Linked DNA regions of Homo sapiens: region 2 is linked to region 1. Evidence: chromatin contacts called from ENCODE Hi-C or POLR2A ChIA-PET data. All regions are on one chromosome and are shown on one strand. Each heading gives the region's core, a stretch centred on a gene start or an enhancer-like site at or near the end of the contact. The rest is flanking DNA. Distances are from core to core; before and after follow the strand shown. Region 1 holds the start of EMSY-DT (EMSY divergent transcript). Region 2 holds the start of ACER3 (alkaline ceramidase 3).

Region 1 (3,594 bases), core at 764-3,263:
AGAGCCAGACACCTCTAGGTTTCTAGTCCCAACTTTTCAACTTACTGGTTAAGCCTAAGCTTTACACATCTATAAAACAGAGGTAATACCACCCAGTTTGTTACGCGTATTAAAGAACACTATATATAAAGTTCTTTCATAGTGGCTGGCATTTCATTTAATAAACAGGTGGTACTACCAACCTGGGGCAAGTTGACTCCTGTCAGCTTCCTCATTTATGAATTACATGAGATAAAATTTGTAAAGCTCCTAGCAAGTTAAAGAAACTTAATAAATAACTCCTCGTGCTCGCTTCAGCAACACATATACTAAAATTGGAACGATACATACATATATATATATACACATATATATATACATATATATATACACACACACACATATATATATACTCTCTCAAGTCTTAATGGAATATGAATTTTGATCCTGTAGTTATTAAACAGCCATTTACCAACAGTTGAGCTGCCAGGAACTTACTTAGAACTGGGAATTTCCTAGTGTAAAAGACAAAAAGACACGGCTCTGGGGGCACGCGCAATACCTGCTTAGCACAGAGTAGAGCCGCTCTAAGTATTTGTTAAATGGGTAAGTGAATGGTTGACGCGACTGAGCAAAACGAATGGATGAATGAATGAATGAACGAGCTCACTGTCTAGCCTAGAAGTCAGACACCGAACCGAAATAACTGCTATATCCCGTTCCAGGCGCTGGGGCTGCTAACTCCAACTCTGTGTCCCGAGGTGAGCCCCCCTCCCCCTACTTCCCATAGTCCTCTCAGCTCAGAACAAACCCAAGGCAAGAAGAACTGGACTGCGCGCCCCAGCCGGCAGTATGACATAAAGAAAAGGGGTGGGGAGGAGGAAGAAGGGGCAGAGCCAAAGGAATCCTCTCCCTCCACAAGCCAGTCCCCGCCTCCCGACAGGATCTTGGAGGCGGCCGGCGACTGCTCGAACCGAGCACCACGTCACGGCATCCCGGCGCGTCCTAGCCAGGGGACCCCAGAGCGGGGCCGCAACGCATCGGAAACCCGGGCAGTAGTTTCCGGAGCCCGCTCGGGGAACCAGGATCTTGTAGGATCCTTCCCCACTCAAGTGTCAAGGAGACAAGCCCGCCCCGCCCCCTCTCCAAACACGCACTCCCTAGCAGCACCACAACAAGAGCAGCCAGCCCAGGCTCCTCACCCGGACCTCTCGGCGCCGGTCCCAATGTCAAGTCCACGACCCAAGCCCCTCTGGGCCAGTAGCTGTTGTCAGGGGTCCCGGCCGGCACCCGCGCCTCACTCCCTCCCCAGCGGAGAGGACAACCGAGAGAGAGTAAGCCAGCGGATACCCAGCCAGACGACCTGGACTCACCGGGAGTCTCCCAGAGCTAAACCCCCAGAGTCCCAGCACCAGGCCAGCCAGAGTCCCCCTGAGTCCACCCCGGGGAGCCCCACGATCCCGTTAGGAAACAACGGAGGATGGGGCTGGGAGCCCCAAGCCGGGCTCCGAATGCTTGGCCCGGCGCTCCTCTAGCCTGGCTGGCCTGCCAGCTCTTCCCAGGACCCTGCCTGAGAGTCACCCACCTGCCCGGCCTTTCGGGGCTCATCTAAAAGGCTCCTCCGCCAAGACTAGGGGACACCAGGAATTGGGTTTGTTTGCGGTGCCTCTGAAGGGGCAAGATGGCGACAGGTAACAGGGCGCAGGCGCAGCCGCGCGCGGCCAGTCGGGAGGTGTAGTTCGCTTTTCCCGCCTTTCGGAGAACAAACACCAAAAGGCCTCCATTCATCTTGTCCTTCTTTTCCTCCGCGTTATGAAAGAAAAGGACAGACATCGCGGAGGGTGCTGGGAGTTGTGGTCCGAATCCAAACTCCAACCTCTTTCGCTCCAGGTTTGCTGTCGTACGCGCAAGGAAGGCCGGGATTGTAGTTCCCTTGGTTTCTCCTGCATACCCTCCTGTCTCTGGCTTCGCGCGCCTCTCCTGGGCTGCCGTCTCCCAGCCAATCGGCTGCGCTCTCTGCTACGTGTGGCGTCACACGTAGCGGCCAAGATGGCGCTAGCGGTTGGAGCAGGGGCTCTGCTGCGACCTTTACGGTAGTGAGGTTAGGGACGATGGGAGAGCAGCTTTGTTCCTGAAGTGCCGTCGAGGATTAGGATCGAGTTTCTTCGATCGTGAGGGCAATTATTAGTGGCCTCTAGCCCCCCAGATGGCATCTTGAGGAGAGAGAATCCACGCTACGAGAACTAACATAGTGGACATCGCAGTTGTCCGTAGCCGATTTGCGGGTTACGGAGTTGTTGCAAGTAAAGAAGGGGAAATCCGAGCGTTCTCGCGTTGGATTTCCTCCACGTGTGAAGTGGGAATGGTAGTGATATCTCGTGCTATCTCTGTCAAGGGCAAGAAGGAGAAGGAATTTATTTGAGGCCCTACGACGTGGTAGGTTCACCCTCAGCCTTTGTTCTTATTTCATCTTATTTGTGGAGAAGGTCTTTTCGTTCCTATTTTACAGGTGAGAAAAGGGGCCCAATATATAGTTATTTGCGGCCATAAAATAGAAGCCAGTTGCCTGATACTGAAGATTCAATGAAATCTTGTGATTGACTTCCCTCTTTAAATTTTGTACTTTGGGTAACATCGGATCCGGTAGAAACGCTCGTCAGAAAGAGTTTTTAATGTGCATTCTACAATTTCCAGACATAGTTTCCTTCTTGAAAAATTGGGTTAATACTACCCTATAGGGATCTTGTGATGCACCACGTAAACGTTGTAAGTTGTGAACCACTATACAAACGTATGAGACTCTTCATGTTCTTGAGTGGAACTGTAGGTTAGGAAGAGAAGGTAAATAACAGCATTTAAGTTTCCTACTACTATTTGCCCATTAGCTAAAAATACCCTCCGAGGTCTAGGAAAGTCACTGTTGTTGAAACCCAACCTACACCTTCAGAAAATCGTAAAGTGGAACATATTAATCACCAGGCCCTCCCTCCGCTGTCTCCCTGACCTTCCTATGCATCCAGTTGCTTAAGAACTCTTGGAAAGATAGTAAGTGAAATCTTCATAGAGGATTTTTGTACTTTAACATATATTATTTGATTTGAGCCTCGCAACATTTCAGTGTGACAGGTACGATTAAGGTCTTTCATACTATGAATGAGAAAAACATAGATGTACCAAGGACTCACCAAATTTCACGGAGCTAGGAATTGGAAGAGAGCTAGGCTTTGTAATCCCAGGTCTTCTGACCTCCAAATGTCCTTTCCTCTACAGTGAATGTCAAAATGACAATGAATGTCTACTCCTCTACAATGGAGTACAAATCGAAAGACAAGGGGCTTATAAAACTGACTCTGACCTTAAGAAGTAGCATATGAGTGATGAATTATTATAGTCAATCCTTGTGCTTACTAAGTGCCACATACTGGTCTAAGCATTTTACATAGTAATTCAGTCCTTAGAACAACTTTATGAGGTGGAAACTTTTATTATCTCTAATTACAAAGGAGGCAACTAAAGTCTAGGAAAGAAGCAAAATAGCTTGCCTAAAGTCACACATAAGTAAATGGTGGCTCACGCCTGTAAACCCAGCACTTTGGGAGGCTGAGGCAAGTGGAT
Region 2 (3,830 bases), core at 219-2,718, 420 kb before region 1:
TAATAGTTGAAGAAAAGTGACTCTTAGCCTAAATCATGGTCATAAGAGAATAGTACTAAAGTCCTGAAAACTGCAAAAAGTGTTCTTTTTTTTTTTTTTTGAAACTTAGCCAATTACCAGAACAGAATAAAGTGGGACCATTTGTCATGATATGCTTGCCTCTTTCCTACAAAGCCATGCACAGATGCCTGAGAACAGGACTCAACAATGAGAAGGTTAGCTAAGAAGAGTTTCACTTCACGTCCTGAGAAGTAGATCCAACTAAAAGAAGGCAGTAATCATTAGCCAAAGGATAGTCTTTGCACTTTGCCAGAAGCAGGTACCTAAAAGAAGGATCAAATATTGTGCTCTCAAAACCTGATTAAATGATAGAAAAAGAAGTGGCAGATTTCTCCTAGCCTGGCAGGAAAAATCGTCTAGGAAAACAGACAGACACCCACATAGGCACACAGAACAAGCCCAACCTGACCAGCAGTGCCTGACAGAGCAGCCGCTAAAGAAGAATGCTTAAATCCTCAGAAGGTGCAGTCGGTGGAAGTAGTGTCCTCAGATGACCCCTAACTCCTAGATAGTTGGATAGGACAGAATGGAGCAGGGACTTGGTCCTCTGTGCTCTTGGGAGCCTGGCAGGGGCAGAAGGTACAGGCTAGGTGCAAGATGCCTTCGACTCCTGGTGCAAGATGACAGTTGAATAATCATACTCAGAGAGCAGATGACCTCTGGTACTTGAAGACATCCTGGGGGATAGGGGTGGGATGGTTCAGATCTCAGACTAGTGAAACTGTTCCCTGGAGGTGAGCAAGGAGGTCTAATATTCCAGTGAAAAGGGAAGGGAAAGACGGTAGAATTCTCACGGATTGGGGGAAAGACGAAGCTAGGAACTGTACCCTTCTGGTGGTGGCAACAGCAGAGCAGGTGTCCTGGGCCCTCATTCCAAGGGGCAGGGTCCTCCACTCTCCCAGCCTGGCCCCACTCCGCTCTCGGGCAGGAATTCCCATTCCCAACCCGGCTCTTCAGGCTTTCCCCCTTAGGTCCAGCAGGGGCTCCCCACTTCCCACTGCTCTTCTGCCCCCCCAATCCTCAGGCCCCCTTCCTCCCTCCCAGACCCCGGTACTCCTCCCTCTACACACTGGACTCCCGGCCCGCTCCTCTCAGCCTCCCGCTGGCCCAGGGCGCCGCATTCCAGCTCCCGGGGCCAGGCCTGGCACCTCCCTTCGCGGCCAGGTTCGCTCTTTGCCTTCCTCACACGGCGTCTCCTCAGCCCGGTGCCCTCTCGCCCCCACTCCCCTCCTCAGGCCACACTCACAGAACTCGGCGATGTACCAGGTCACGGAGTAGTTCTCCTCGCACCAGTCCAGCGTGGAGGTCGTGGGGCCCCAGTAGCCCTCTCGGTCCGCGGCCGGAGCCATCACGCCGCCGCCGCCGCCGCCCAGGCGCTCCGCTCACTGTGCCGGGTTAGGCTGGCGACCAGGCCGGCTCCGGCCCAGCCCGCGCGCTCGCTCGCGCCCCGCCCGGCCCTGCCTCCCCGAGGGGCGGGGCCTGGCGCCGTTACTGACACTGCCCTGACGGAGGCCCCGCCCACCGGCGCCGCTGGGCCGCGGGGCCGGGCCAGGCCCGACCTGGTGTAAGGCCCACTCGGAGGGCGCCGGCTGGCCCCGCCCCTCTTCACCCTTGGGCGGGGCAGGGGCGTGATCCAGGAAGGAGCCGGGGGCCTGGGCTTCCTGGCCGGTGCAGACACGCCAATGGCCGTAGGTTGGGGGTTCCTGACATCCCAGAGGCTATATTCTGTCAGGATGTGCCAGAGCCTCTATTTGTGTGCGTGTGGTTTGATTTAATCGGGGCGGGGGTGGGATGAATACTTCTATCAAGCCCTTGCTTGATTAAACCTGTGCGGCGAAGCGCCTCTATGTCTTCCATTGAGCCACAGGCCTCAAATGGAGCCCCAAAACAGAGTACCCCCAACCAATCCCCGTGATTCTCAGGAAATAAACCGTGATTTTCTGATAAAGGTGTAAGTGTCTCTTCGGTACAAAGGGAAAGGGTGAACAACCCAGGACCGAAAAAAAAAAAGTAGGTTCTGAGATCCTAAAAAAAAAGAATGCTGCTAGCTAGAGCACTAAAGCAAAGTTTCCCTGCTTCGTTTGGGCCTCCAAGCACAGAGGTTTCCACGTTCTAACTATAATTGTGCCCTGCTCTTCAGGCAACCAACAGCCTACCCCTACTTCCAACTTCAAGTCTAATACTCCCAGCCCCCGTCTGGGAGTATCGTAGACGGCAAAACCCCGTGTCTACGAAAAATACAAAAATTAGCTGGGCGCGGTGGCTCAGACGTGTGGTCCCAGCTACTTGAGAAGCTGAGGTGGGAGGATCACTTGAGCCCCCGCGGTGGAGATTGCATGCAGTGAGCTGAGACTGTGCCAATCCAGCCTGGGAGAACAGAGCGAGACCCTGTCTCTAAATAAATAAATAAATAAATAAATAAATAAATAAATAAAAAGTCTAGTACTCCACAGGTCTGCCAGAGAGCTCTTCCTAAAACAGATGCAACCACCCTTGCCCCTAGTGTTCAGCTACACCAAACTCAAACTTTCCCCTCTCCTAGAATGCGCTGGGTCACCTGCCTTTGCTCCCACAGTTCAACTGGGACAGCCTAACTCTCTTCTCCGTTTGACCAACTCCCCACTCTTCTTTTAAAATCCAGCTCTCTGAAGCCATCCCAGATGTTTACACCCTAGAGCTTCCTTGCCCTTTGTTCACATCCTACTGTGCTACATCCTGATCAGAGACCTTGCTTTCCCTTCTTTATGGTCTTAGTATTAGGACTCTGCCTGAATACACAGTAAGAAATGAAGAGTAAAAATGAAGGATGATACAACTGCTATTTTCTAAATAAATAAGTCAGATGTGGTGCAAGTCAAAGGTAAAAGAGAGGACAAGGAGAGATGAAGAGCCCACAGCCTTTCTACAAAATAACCATAGCCAATTAGCAGGAAATAGATGCAGAACTTTTATTTGCTAGGTGCAAAACCTAGGGAAGCAGTGTATCTTTTTTTTTTTTTTTTTTTTTTTTTGAGACAGTCTTGCTCTGTCGGCCAGGCTGGAATGCACTGGCATGATCTCAGCTCACCGCAACTTCCGCCCCCTGGGTTTAAGCGATTCTCCTGTCTCAGCCTCCAGAGTAGCTGGGACTACAGGTGTGCACCACCACGCCCAGCTAATTTTTGTATTTTTAGTAGAGACAGGGTTTCACCTTGTTGGCCAGGCTGGCCTCGATCTCTTGACCTCGTGATTCACCCGCCTCGGCCTCCCAAAGTGCTGGGATTACAGGCGTGAGCCATCGCACCCGGCCGGAAGCAGTGTATTTTAATACGAATAGTAGCCTCTCTGAAATTTTTCTTTTTTGAGACAGAATCTCGATCTGTCGCCCAGGCTGGAGTGCAGTGGTGCCATCTTGGCTCGCTGCAACTTCTGCCTTCCGGGAATCGTGCCTCAGTACCCCCTCATCCCCATAGCTGGGATTACAGGAGGCTGCCACCACACCTGGCTAATTTTTGTATTTTTAATAGAGACGAGATTTCACCATGTTGGCCAGGCCAGTCTTGAACTCCTGACCTTGAGTGATCCACCCTCCTTGGCCTCCGAAAGTCCTGGGATTACAGGCCTGAGTTACACCCTGCCTGGCCTGAAATTTTTATTTTGAATGTCATTGAGCTTCTACTATATACCAGGCCCTGTTTGGCTGCCTGGGTGCTAGGACCACACAGAGGTAAACATGAAAGATCCAAGAAGGCCGTCTCCAGAGAGATAAAAGCCATTGAGGTGTGGGGAAA

The links. Hi-C counts contacts between places; a loop is a spot of excess contacts on that map. ChIA-PET counts read pairs that join two places held with the same protein, here RNA polymerase II (POLR2A). Pooled maps may share reads with other maps.
Region 2: a loop to region 1 is called in a map of ascending aorta, with 10 times the contacts of the local background. The contact joins the promoter of ACER3 here to the promoter of EMSY-DT in region 1. A Hi-C loop is called at or near these places in 5 of 168 maps with a recorded cell type or tissue (CD4-positive, alpha-beta T cell, Caco-2, Right ventricle myocardium inferior and 2 more), 4 of 37 single-sample maps with no recorded cell type and 18 of 50 pooled maps. POLR2A ChIA-PET finds 5 or more read pairs at or near these places in 1 of 52 experiments (Caco-2).

Annotation. Positions count from the first base shown.
Region 1 is chr11:76,443,099-76,446,692 of GRCh38, reverse strand. EMSY-DT (EMSY divergent transcript) reads left to right here and starts at 2,013. Exons shown (of 2, transcript NR_186348.1): 1 at 2,013-2,415. EMSY (EMSY transcriptional repressor, BRCA2 interacting) reads right to left here and starts at 1,675. Exons shown (of 22, transcript NM_001300942.2): 1 at 1,565-1,675. RefSeq lists enhancers at 674-968, 1,108-1,177, 1,218-1,267, 1,468-1,697, 1,398-2,034 and 1 more.
Region 2 is chr11:76,858,556-76,862,385 of GRCh38, reverse strand. ACER3 (alkaline ceramidase 3) reads right to left here and starts at 1,468. Exons shown (of 11, transcript NM_018367.7): 1 at 1,307-1,468. The coding sequence starts at 1,409. RefSeq lists silencers at 1,396-1,655, 1,696-1,795.